Regions from separate parts of the Homo sapiens genome. Here region 1 is linked to region 2. Evidence: chromatin contacts called from ENCODE Hi-C or POLR2A ChIA-PET data. All regions are on one chromosome and are shown on one strand. The core of a region is the stretch at or near the end of the contact, and the rest is flanking DNA. Distances in the headings are between cores, read along the strand shown. Region 1 holds the start of IL16 (interleukin 16). Region 2 has its middle 25 kb from the start of CFAP161.

Evidence for each region. Hi-C counts contacts between places; a loop is a spot of excess contacts on that map. ChIA-PET counts read pairs that join two places held with the same protein, here RNA polymerase II (POLR2A). Pooled maps may share reads with other maps.
Region 1: a loop to region 2 is called in a map of heart left ventricle, with 2.1 times the contacts of the local background. The contact joins the promoter of IL16 here to the enhancer-like site in region 2. A Hi-C loop is called at or near these places in 4 of 168 maps with a recorded cell type or tissue (MCF 10A, heart left ventricle, left cardiac atrium and 1 more) and 1 of 50 pooled maps. POLR2A ChIA-PET finds 5 or more read pairs at or near these places in 3 of 52 experiments (AG04450, CD4-positive, alpha-beta T cell and IMR-90).

What each region holds. Positions count from the first base shown.
Region 1 is chr15:81,193,659-81,200,400 of GRCh38, reverse strand. IL16 (interleukin 16) reads right to left here and starts at 3,522. Exons shown (of 19, transcript NM_172217.5): 1 at 3,249-3,522.
Region 2 is chr15:81,155,992-81,162,245 of GRCh38, reverse strand. No RefSeq gene overlaps it. Among named protein-coding and RNA genes, the nearest start is that of CFAP161, 25 kb to the right of the region's middle. Within about 2 kb of position 1,470, at least 11 of the 41 ENCODE cell types and tissues checked have a DNase peak (open chromatin) inside an H3K27ac peak, as active enhancers do; they include IMR-90 and heart left ventricle, where a contact is called at or near this core.

The DNA of each region.
Region 1 (6,742 bases), core at 2,273-4,772, 36 kb before region 2:
GAGACCCTGTTTCAAAAAATAAATAGATAAATAAATAAAAATAATTTTTAAAGAATTTTAAAAATTAAAAAAATCTTGACTTACCATAATAATTTACATTTTACATCATAGTACATGGATCACATACACATAAGATTTATATGTATACATAAATAAATAAATATATATAACTAAAAACTTTCATGAAACAATACCTTTACTACGGTATAATAAAAATAATATAAAATATCTTTGGTATGAAAAAGATAATATAAAATATGATTTTGCTAAGAACCTGATGCAATCTGATGTATGCTATTCTTTTTTTGTTTTAGAAAAAGGAAGTTGGTTCCAACCCGCTAAGTTGATTTTCAATCCACTAGTGGGTCATGCTTGAAAACCACTACTTTCAGGTTTTCTCTGATTTTTTACAGCAATTCCATATGGGGTATTTGCTTTGATTCCTCATTTAGCTCCCTTCTTTGGGCCACTGAATCTTGTCATATGTGCATTGATTTTGCCGCATTTGCTCAGCCCTACTCAAGAGGTCTGTGCTTACTCAGATTCGGGAGCTGGGATGAGTTCTGAAATTCCTCGTTGGAATCTTTCATATGCCGATGCCAGACTGCAGAAAGGGCTTAGATTTCCTGTGGCTTTTCTTTGCCAGGTGAGAGGTGCAGTGAGCAGCAGGGAAGGTGCACCATTCCCCAGCATCCAAGTTCTCAGGGGAGCCTTGAACCTTTGGAAGGGATGTTTGTAGGTGACCGCCTCCTATTGGCTGAGCAAGGTAGCCATGTCTTAGCTGCTGTAACTGTCCACTGGAGGAGCATTTCCATCCCAGCTGCACATGCCAAGACTCAGCCAGGGGCAAGACCGATGGAGATCTCCACGCGGGATCCCAGCATCGGGTCACTGTCCAGCATTACCAGTTGCTCCCACTCAAAGCAAACCTCTCCTCCAGCATCTCCAGATGTGGCAAGAACAGCGCCTCCCTCCTGATGGGCTCCGCCCTTCCACCCAACGTCCTTCACATCCACCTGAGACATCCACTGAGACTTCTCAGTGTTTCTGGCACACACTGAGCAACACTGTCTAGTTTACAAGACTGACATAGATTCGTCCTTATTTCAACAGGAATTCAAAAGAAGAACTTGAAGTAAATTCCTGATTTCAAGCTGCCTTCCTAGTTAACCACAACTCCAAGTTCTTGGAACTATTTGTTTATTTTGCCCCATGCCTATTTTCTCCCCGTGTTTATGAGCATATTGCTATTCACAATGAATTGCTTTTTAATAGCAAAACGTAACCTATATATGAAAATGTATTACCAATTCAAATGCACAATAAAAAATATGTATTTTATATATATATATATATATATATATATATATTTTTTTTTTTTGAGATGGAGTCTCCCTCTGTCACCCAGGCTGGAGTGCAGTGGCATGATCTCGGCTCACTGCAGTCTCCGCCTCCCGGGTTCAAGCAATTCTCCTGCCTCAGCCTCTTGAGTAGCTGGGATTACAGGCATGTGCCTCCACGCCTGGCTAATTTTTGTATTTTTAGTAGAAACAGGGTTTCACCATGTTGGCCAGCCTGGTCAGGAACTCCTGACCTCAAGTGATCCGCCCGCCTCGGCCTCTCAAATTGCTGGGATTACAGGCGTGAGCCACTGTACCTGGCCAGTAGATTTCAATTCAAAGTGTACCTCCCTCCCTCTCACTCCTATACCCCTGGGCCACTGCTGGGAACCAGAAAGGGGGAGGGGTTGACAAAAGGGCAGGTCTCAAGGTCCTGGTCTGCCTCTGCCAAAATAATTCTGCCTTAACTGATTATACATGAGTTTTCATGATAGATTTTAATTCTAAAAAGGTTTCCATGAATACAAACAATTAGAAAATAATAATTCTATAGTCAATTGCATCCAACAGAGATTATTTTTTAACCCTATGGATATATGACCATCTTTGTGTTGAGGAAACTCAAGTATTTATTGAGGCATGCCACAAAGCCAGTGAGAGCATGGATTTTGGAGTCAAGCTGGGTTTGGGTCCTGGGAACGTCTAGCTGAGTGGTCCTGTGCAAGCCTCCTCACCTCTCGGTTTGGGGATATACTCCCTAAGCTCCAGGTTGTTGTAAGGTTTAAATTAAATGAGGTATGTGAATATTTTAGCTTGGTGCCTGGGGCTTGAAGAGTGGCCAGGAAATGGTTGGGGTACTAAGTTTTATTTAAAAGACTCACTGGGGATTGAATAAATGAGCAGTAGAGGCTTCAAGGGTCTGACCCACCTGACGGCTCATGCCCACGTCATATCTGCAGCAGGGGAGGTGCCTTCTACTGTGCTCGTAAATGTTGACCATCACTTAACTTCAGGGTAAAGAAGGAGAACAGAGGAGGAAAAAGGCTGAACGGTCTTCTCCTTCCGGGGGAAACTGGAGAAATAGGAAGGGGAGCCACAGAGACGGCAGCTCCCAGGCTGCTTCCAGGAACCCAGTGGGAGCTTGAACTGGCCTCCTGGGACAAAGGGGTCGTCTTTGTATGGCTCAGCCTGAAGTGGGAGGATTTCACCTGATAAGGGCAGGAGGAGAAGATGCTTCCCTGTATTCCACAGGGAACCTCTATTCTTATGCTGTTACCTCATTCTCCAGCTACAGAAAGCAAACTTGCTATGGACCAAAAAAGAAAAAAACAAACAAACAAAAAACAAAAACAAAAAAACACCAATCCTGGGACCTACCAATGCAGGAATTAGTCACGGGACCCTTATCAAAAAGCAAGCAGAGTGAACACTTTTCCCATGGTCAATCTGCAGAGATGCCCACCCGCTGTGCCCACTTTGGAGAAAAGGAGTCTGGCCAGGCAGCAGAGAAGCCCCCATCAGGTGCCCCGTGGCCTTTCTCTCTCCTGCTGCCTTCCTTTCCTCCACCTCCTTCCACACCCCATTGCCAAGGATGAGACGAGGCTGAAAAGTCAGAAATCTCAGGACCAAATTCTCCCCGTGCTGCAGAGCCAGGTCAAGCGATATCCCTCTGCCCGCTCTGGCCTTCTGAAGCTGCTTCCTCCTGTACCTAACTGTGACATGGTGACACAGAGATTCCTACCAACACAATCCTGGCTTCTGCTCCTGCCCCTGACCCCAGCACCACTTCCAAATATGAAGTTACGTCCTAGCAACCAAGACCCTCCCCATTCAGGTCAGAGAGGCCAGCTTCCTCCCTCCGGTAACGGCCACCTGGACAGAGCAGCTGCCTGACAGACATTCACTCACCTGGTGCCCACCTACCTCCCTATGCACAGTCCCCCGGGGCTGCCATCTCCCTTGCTCCTCTCTCCATCTGCCCAGCAGGGATTGCAGCACCACTTATTCCCGGACAGCCTGTGGCCCAGGCCTGGGTCAGAGCCGGCAAGGATTGAGAAATGGACGCTCAGTTCTCAGACGGAGGCCGGCCTTTGAGTCAGATCCCAGGCTCCGATAGTTGAGATGCCGTGAGTAGGACACAATATTCACCACCTGCTCTGGACAGGTGACTCAGGACAAATGTGTCCCACCTGGCATGGATTTGCTCGAAGACTCCTGATCTGAGCCATCTGACTGCTCCACGTGAAAAGGCTTGATCCAAAAAGGGGGGCTGCCAGTGCTGAGAAGCTCAGCCTCAGAACAAGGTCCACCATCTGCTGGGCTGGCCGGCAACACCCAGGAGGCAAACCCAGTGCAGAGCCACAGAACCACAGTGAGGTTCCTTGGTCCAGCCCAGTTGCCCCTGCCTTCTTTGGACAACACAGAAATGACTAGGAGAGCCGAAAGGTAGCAGACATGACTCGGTGCCTGCAATGTGCCTGGCACGCTGCTAGGAGCTTTCTATAAACCTCATCACATGCTGGAAGCTGTGGCACGTGCCTATAATCCCAGCTACTCAGGAGGCTGAGGCAGAAGGATCACTTGAGCCGGGGGATTCAAGACAAGCCCGGGCAAACCATAGCAAGAACTCCTCTCAAATTATATAAAAATTTAATAAAAAGAGGAAAAAAGTCATCACATACAATCCTGCCATCAATCTGGTAAATATATCACCTGCTTTGCAGACAAAGAAAGCCACTGCACAAACGTTCATTAAACACCTACTACGTGCCGTGGAATTTCCCCAAGGTCACACAGTTAGCAAGTTAGCAAGTCAAAATCCACCTGTCTCCAAAGCCCAGGCTTTTTCCATAGCATTTCATTTCTTGTCTGTGCCACCCTTTCCCAAAAACAACAGACTGGCTCTCAGAAGCTTATGTAACTCAGTGGTCCTCAAGCCAGCTGCATCAGCAGCATCTGCTAGAAATGCAAGTTCTCAGGCCCTGGCCTAGACCTCCTGAAGCAGCACCTCTGGCACTCTGTTTTCACAAAGCCTCCAGGTGATTTTGGTGCGTGCTCAGGTGCGAGAGCCCATGACCTAACGTATACAGAGCATGTTGAAAACTGCAGCATAAAAGAATGGGGCACTTTTGTGTGTGTCCTGTTGGCATTAGTGTCATGAGACCAGAGTGCCTTTCCCCCACGTAGCCCCTTGGAGAATCTAATCATAAGGTGGCATTTAATCCATCTGCCCCGCAAAGAGCATCCCACACATCTCTCCTAAGCTCAGTCTCTGTGAGCCCTGTGTACATGCTAGGCTGAGGTTTTTGTATGGACCTCTCTTCTAAAGAATGGAATGTTTCCCAACGCTCAGCACCAAATGTTTCAGGGCTTCCTGGGGGCTTTAATGAGGGTGTAGGTGCAACCTGTAGGAAGCCCTTGAAATTCCATGCAAGGCTGCAAAGATCTAGCCGCTGCTGCTGGAGAACACAGGCCCACGGTCCCAAGGGAAGCACGGGAGGAGGGAGCACTCTGGGGATAAAGCTGCCTTTGTCAGCAGGCACAGGGGACATTGTAGGGCTGAGTCTGGAGTGAGTCTGGAGTGCAGTGAAGGAATTTCTAAATTGCAGAGAGTGAGCGCCTCTGTCAGTGTCGCCTGCTCAGCTCACACCCACAATCTCTCTCACAATGGCCTGGGTGCGGTGGGGCCAGGACAGACTCAGGCCCCACTTCCATCTTGCTCTGGCAGAGAGGCTGAGGAGCAATTCAGCACCCCAGGGCTATGGGGGCTGGCCTTGCCCTTCTTGGATCCTGAGGCCTGGGAGGGCCCCACAGCCCCCCTCCTCCACTAAGTCTAAGCTCTCTCTTGTCATCGGCACCTGAATCCAGTTCCCGCCTCTCCCTCTATTTTCCGAAGATCTGTTCTTTCTCACTCTCAGAAGGTAAATTTATTCCAAAGTGTAGTTGAGACTTGGCCCTGATTTTTCCTAATACGGGGTGGTTTGTGCTTCAAGGTGGAAATTTTATCACCCCTCTGCCCTTCAGGACATCCTGCAGAAAGAGTCTCCACCCTGCCCAACACTCCATAGTCCAGCTCACTGCAAGCCAGAAGAGACGGGGAGGAAGACGCAGGTGAGAGAGCCCCGCCCTGGTTAGAACTAGGAAGTTCAAGCACCACTTGAAGCTCAACCAAGAGCTTCCTGTGTGATCTTGGTCATTCACAGCCTTAGTTTGCTACGATGAAAATTAGATGAAATTAATTGTCTGCCAGATGAAATTAGAAACTTCTACTGCACAGTGTTACTGAGAGAATGAGGCAATAGAGGAGGAAGCATGCTGCCAACAGCTAACCAAGCAGAAGCCTGCTCACCTTTTTGGCCCTTCCAGCCCACGGAACTGAGAAATCTGTTCAACAAGTGATTCTGATGCTTGCTAAAGTTTCATAATCAATAACCTGTATTTCCTTCTAATTCTCCTATTTTTTAATTACAAAATTTTATTTCCAAAAGTAAATTTTTAATTACAAAAATTTTAATTACAAAATTAAAATTATAAATTTTGAAAAATTAATTTAAAAAATTTTAATTTTAAAAATTCTAATTTAATTTTTAAAAATTAAAATTACAATTACAAATTTAAATTTAATTTAAAAAATTAAAATTACAAAAATTTTTAATTTCAAAATTTTAGTTATAAAAGTAATACATGTTTGTTGTGGCAAGTAAACATATTCAGAAGGCAAAAAGAAAGTGTGTCCTTAAAATGACACAACAGGGTCATCTCCTATTCTGTTCAAACAATGGCAAAATAAAGAGCTTAGGGTCAGAGCAATAAGCCCCAGCTTCTGTACTAAGCGGCTCTGTCAACTGCAAGTCCTTTTACCTTACTGAGTCTCAGTTTCCATGTCCACAAAATGGAAACAATAACCCAATAATCTGACAGGGCTGCTCAGAGGTCTGAGCAAAGAGCTGTCCTGCAATCTATAAAATGCCTTGGGAATTCTTTATGCTGTACACTTTTGGTCATGCGAACTGTATTATCATGAGCAGAATATAATTTAACAATTTTAACTAGTAATGTAACAATTTTAACTAGTAATGTAACATGACGCAGAATATAATTTAACAATTTTAACTAGTAATGTAACAATTTTAACTAGTAATGTAATGTTACTAGTAATGTAACCTGACAGTAATGGACATGATGATAATAAATTCTCTCTGCATTTAGCACTTTCAACTTAGACAGAATGTTGAGGCCAAAACTTGATGATTTTATTGTACGTCCCCACTTACGGATGCAAACACTGAGACTCAGAGAAGTTACATGTCCAAAAAGTGCACGTCCAAGGCTGTGCAGTCAGAAGCCATTGGTCCCTTGATTCCCGCTCCCCGGCTCTCTTCCCCTCTTTCCCTGGCCCACAG
Region 2 (6,254 bases), core at 221-2,720:
CAAAACACTCAAGATAGACAGTGACCTTGGCCATCTGCCAAGACCAGAGAACCCAGAAGCTAGATCTCTCAGAACTGGTGTCGAGAAAGAACTTTCCTGATGATCTCATTTATTTTCCTGCCCTCAAACTTCAACCCCAAAAGGGTCGGAAACTGCAGTTGGCGAGGTGGAGAAGCAAATCTACCAGGGGCCTCCTGACAGCAGTGAGCCGAGCTGGAGGAGGAGGAAAGATTCAACTTCACATTAAGTTCAGAATTTCATTATGACACGGAAAAACAACATTGTAATTGCCTAAACTGAGCCTGTGTTTGGCAACATAAAGTGGTCCAAGATCACTTTACCAGCTAAGGGACCAGTGGAGCAGCGTTCATCCTGGGGACAGGAGGAAGCGTCTCCCTGGGACTAGACTAAAGGGCCCCTGCTTGGGCGGTAGGAATGAAGGCACTTTATCAATCCATTACTTGCTTGTTCCATGTCTGGGATACATAAGGAAAACAGAAAGGAGGAGAGGCAGGTACATAGGGAAAGAGAGATAACAGAAAGGGAGATAGGAGAAGTGGCAGGGAAGAGACGGGCAGGGGAGGAGAGAGAAGAGGTGAGCAAGTAACCATTAAGAGTAATAGAAAAAGAAGACACAGGAAGAGAGGAGGAGAGAAATAAGCAACGGGTCCATGCCCCCATCTACCCTTTATCTTCGACTTTTGTTTGCCACTTGTAACAGGAACTGTCCTGTCCTGCCCAAATTTCCTCTGTGGCTTCCTACTGCAAGTACCTGGGGCTTCCCCTTAGGGCTTTCTCTCAGCCCACTCCCTGCAGCAGGACAAAAAAGCCAAGGAGTTCCCGTCCCCAGAGCAGTCCTCAATCAAAGACAGATGTGAGATGAGAAGCAAATCTCCCCACGTGCTCACCCCTCAGGTGGGGTTTTGCTGAGGCACATCCTGCCTCTCAGGTTCTGTAGTGGTATGGAGTTCCAGCTGCCCCCAGTGCTACCTGCTTGGTAAAAAGCACCTTTTATTGACTTGCCTCTCTTTCCTGTCTCATATCACCTCTCAAATGAGCTGTTTGCACTCACATCCTTGTCTGCTTCCCATCTCTATCCCAGAAGTAGAGGCCACTCCCTCCCCTCTGTCTCCCAGGGGGACCCTAACCTCCTCCTCTTTCCATCTCCAGCCACCTGCGGCAGGCCTCTGTTGAATGTCTCTAACCCATAGCATTATCCCTACTTGGAGGGAAGGAAGGATGTAAAACCAAGATGCTTCTCTCACCATTCTCCCACCCTTCCCAAAGGGAGACCAGATCTCAGCTCAGGGGATCCCGCCAGCCCCAAGCAAGCCAGGCAGTGTCCTGGTGTGGCAGCTCACAGGCCCTGGCAGTGCATTTCAAGGGTGGTGCTGCTTCCTGCCCGTCTGTTTGGGAGCACATTCAGGAGACGTGAGCAGATGTTTGGCAAATGTTCAACCTTGTCCATGTCAGCCAACAATAACACAGCACAGAGACGATGCAGGGATGGAGGAAGGGAGGATACTTGCTTAGCAGCTAGGGATGGCCACAGGAGACACCATCTCCAGCTCCTTCTGGGTGGGAGGGAGGCAGAGTGTTCATGCATGACTTGCATGCGTGAGTTAGAGCATGGGACGCATAGTGCCAGTATTCTAGGGTGGAGTCCTGGGGGGATCCGCCTGTTTTTCTCAGCTCCCCAGACAAAGCCCACAACCCCAATGCCAGCCTGGCTGCCCAGGGAGGCCTGCAGAAGCTGCAAGAATTTGGGTTTATCAGAAAGGGAGGGCCTGGGCAGGACAAGCTAACATGTGGCCCACGATCCCCTCCTGGACACAAGAGGGCATCTCGAATGCTCTTCCCACAGAGACTGGACATTTCTCTAATCTTTTTCAGCACAGGGCTCCGGAGAACCACTACCCATTGACAGAGCTGGGGAGACGAGTCCCATGCACTGTCCGTCCGGGCTGGAGGGATGTGGCGGGCGACTGAGTTTCCAGGGGTGCTGAGGCACCTGTGGGTGCTCAGGGAACTAAGAACCACCTTCTTAAGACATTTTTTATTTTAAAGTATTTAATGGGCCGGGCGCAGTGGCTCACACCTGTAATCCCAACACTTTGGGAGGCCAACGTGGGCGGATCACAAGGTCAGGAGATCCAGACCATCCTAGCTAACATGGTGAAACCCCATCTCTACTAAAAATACAAAAAAAAAAAAAAAAAAATTAGCCAGGCGCGATGGTGGGCACCTGTAGTCCCAGCTACGCGGGAGGCTGAGGCAGGAGAACGGCGTTGTGTCCGGAATTGGTGGGTTCTTGGTCTCACTGACTTCAAGAATGAAGCCTCGGACCCTCGCGGTCAGTGTTACAGTTCTTAAAGGCGACGTGTCCGGAGTTTGCTCCTTCTGACGTTCAGATGTGTTCCGAGTTTCTTCTTTCTGGCGGGTTCGTGGTCTCGCTGGCTCAGGAGTGAAGCTGCAGACTTTCGCGGTGAGTGTTACAGCTCTTAAGGTGGCGCGTCTGGAGTTGTTCGTTCCTCTCGGTGGGCTCAGTGATCTCGCTGGCTTCAGGAGTGAAGCTGCAGACCTTCGCGGTGAGTGTTACTGCTCATAAAGGCAGTGTGGACCCAAAGAGCAAAAGAACAAAGCTTCTTGTGGAAGGGGACCCGAGCGGATTGCCACTGCTGGCTCTGGCAGCCTGCTTTTATTCTCTTATCTGGCCCCACCCACATCCTGCTGATTGGTAGAGCCCAGTGGTCTGTTTTGACAGGGTGCTGATTGGTGCGTTTACAATCCCTGAGCTAGACGCAGAGGTGCTCCACGTCCCCACTAGATTAACTAGATACAGAGTGTGGACACAAAGGTTCTCCAAGGCCCCACCAGAGAAGCTAGATACAGAGTGTCGATTGGTGCATTCACAAACCCTGAGCTAGACACAGGGTACTGATTGGTGTGTTTACAAACCTTGAGCTAGATACAGAGTGCCGATTGGTGTATTCACAATCCCTGAGCTAGACATAAAGGTTCTCCAAGGCCCCACCAGAGTAGCTAGACACAGAGTGTCCATTGGTGCATTCACAAACCCTGAGCTAGACACAGGGTGCTGATTGGTGTGTTTACAAACCTTGAGCTAGACATAAAGATTCTCCACGTCCCCACCAGACTCAGGAGCCCAGCTGGCTTCACCCAGTGGATCCCGCACCGGGGCTGCAGGTGGAGCTGCCTGCCAGTCCCGCGCCGTGCGCCGGCACTCCTCAGTCCTTGGGTGGTCAATGGGACTGGGCACCGTGGAGCAGGCGGCGGTGCTCATCGGGGAGGCTCGGGCCGCACAGGAGCCCACGGGGGGTGTGGGAGGCTCAGAATGGCGGGCTGCAGGTCCCGAGCCCTGCCCCGCGGGAAGGCAGCTAAGGCCCGGCAAGAAATCGAGCGCAGCACCGGTGGGCTGGCACTGCTGGGGGACCCAGTACACCCTCCACAGCCGCTGGCCCGGGCGCTAAGCCCTTCATTGCCCGGGGCCGGCAGGGCCGGCCGGCTGCTCCGAGTGCGGGGCCCGCCAAGCCCACGCCCACCCGGAACTCCAGCTGGCCCGCAAGCGCCACGCGCAGCCCCGGTTCCCGCTCGCGCGTCTCCCTCCACACCTCCCTGCAAGCTGAGGGAGCCGGCTCCGGCCTTGGCCAGCCCAGAAAAGGGCTCCCACAGTGCAGCGGTGGGCTGAAGGGCTCCTCAAGTGCTGCCAAAGTGGGAGCCCAGGCAGAGAAAGCGCCGAGAGCAAGCAAGCGAGGGCTGTGAGGACTGCCAGCACACTGTCACCTCTCAGCGTGAACCTGGGAGCTTGCAGTGAGCCGAGATCGCGCCACTGCACTCCAGCCTGGGCGAAAGAGCGAGACTCCATCTCAAAAAAAAAAAAAAAAAAAATTTAATTGACAAATAGTGTATACATTCAAAGTATACAACATTATGATTTGATATAAATATACACTGTGTAAGTTTCCCTGAGGGCAGGAAAACTTATCCCAAGTTGTGTCACCAGGGTTAAAATACCATCATTAGCATAGCTAACATTTATTGAGCACGTACTATGTGCCAGACACTCTTCTAAGCACTCTTTTTCATGCATTAACCAATGTAATTCTCATATAACCTGTAAGCCAGGTACCATCATTATCTGAGTTTTTACGGAAGCAGAAACTGAGTCATGGAGAGGTTAACTTACCCAATGATACACAGTTGGTAAGTAGGAGAGCCAGGCACTCTGAATCTGGAGCCAGAACACTTCACCTGTAACTTAACCTCTCAGGCAGAAATCCTTCATGAATTTTTGTTGGCTAGAATTGAATCAGTAAGATTGGAGATTGAGCAATACTGTAGTGTATCATGGGGAGTGACCCTAGGAGTGCTCAATCAAACCAAATAGCACATCTCTTATCACCCACGTGGATCTGTACATGAGATCCCTAGAAGTTGTTAATCGTATAAAGTTTGTATCCTCTGAACAATATCTTCCCATTTCCCTCACCTCCCAGTCCCTGGGAACCACCATTCTACTCTCTGCTTCTGGGAGTTTGACTCTTTCAGATTCCACATGTGAGTGAGATCATGCAGTATTTATGTTTCTGTGTCTGGCTTATTTCACTTAATGTCCTCCAGATTCACCCATGCCTTCACAAACAACTGCGGTCCCACCATAGACTCATAGCAGGGATGGGGGGATGCCCAGCTCCCAGGCTTCCTCCACAGTCCTCACCACTGCTCCCTGCTCCCCAAGACTGGATGGTACCTGAGCTGAGCAGTTCCCCTGGCACCTTGCCTCCTTCCCTCCCACTCACTCAGACATGGTTCTGCAGAACGTTCTCCCTGCAGACATGGCTCTTCCTGTCACCTTTGGATGGTACATTTGAAGCAGGTCTCAACATGGAACTTGAGGGCACACCTAGGGTCACTCCCCATGATACACTACAGTATTGCTCAATCTCCAATCTTACTGATTCAATTCTAGCCAACAAAAATTCATGAAGGATTTCTGCCTGAGAGGTTAAGTTACGGGTGAAGTGTTCTGGCCCCAGATTCAGAGTGGCTGGCTCTCCTACTTACCAGCTGTGCAACACTGGGTAAGTTAATCTCTCCATGTCTCAGTTTCTACTCCAGTAAAACTCAGATAATGATGGTACCTGGCTTACAGGTTATACGTGAGAATTACATTGGTTAATGCATGAAAAAGAATGCTTAGAAGAGTGTCTGGCACATAGTACGTGCTCAATAAATGTTAGCTATGCTAATGATGGTATTTTAACCCTGGAGACATAACTTGGGATAAGTTTTCCTGCCCTCAGGGAGCTTATGGTCAAGCATGGTAGACAGAGGTAAACACACCATACAATTCAGAGTGACAAGTGCTGTAAGAGAGGAAGTACTAACTCATGTGCTCCACTGGACAAATCAGTCCACCTCTCCAAGCTTTCATTTACCTGTAAAATGAGGGAGAAGGAAGAACTAGCATTTAGCAGTATGAGCCAAGCCCTGGGCTGAACATGGGGGATGCGGATATTAAAATCATATGTGTATACCCACAGCATCTGTATTTGAGGGGCTCATAGTTAAGTGGAAGAGAGACAAATATTTAAAAATTAGAATGCAGCAATGCAAGGCAGAGATACATACAAGAGACCCAAGCAGTCTTGACAATTATTATTCTTATTGACGTAGTTCTAGACAGGATGCTCAGTGCTTAACCACACAACTCCACTTAATCTGCACAGGAAGCCTGAGAGATGGGTAATATTTTAGCCCTCTTTTTAACCTATGAAGGAATGGAGGCCCAAAGTGGTGCAATGACTTTCCAAAGACATGCAGCTGGGAAGCGAACAGTGTCCACACTGAGTTGTCTGATCCCAGAGCCAGCACTCAGAACCATGATCTCCTCCTGCTTCTCTCAAATACGTTGTCTCGTTCTATTTAATCTTCTAAACAACTCTGAGAGGGAGCTAGTAATCCTATAGAGAAAACTGAGGCTTCACGAGGGCAAAGTGGCTTAGCTGAGGATGGTAAGTAGCAGCGAGGGCTTTGAAATCACTATTCGGCACATCATGCAGGACCCCTGGACCTGGGGTTTAGGGTACAATTTCTTGGAGGGACCTCCAGGCTCCAGATGCAATGTTTATAAAAAGTCCCAAAGGGGCTGTAGGCTAACCTGAACTTCCTTTGTCGCAAACCCTAGGAATGCTGTTTTATTCAGGTTTTACACGTGCCTAATACACGGTTTT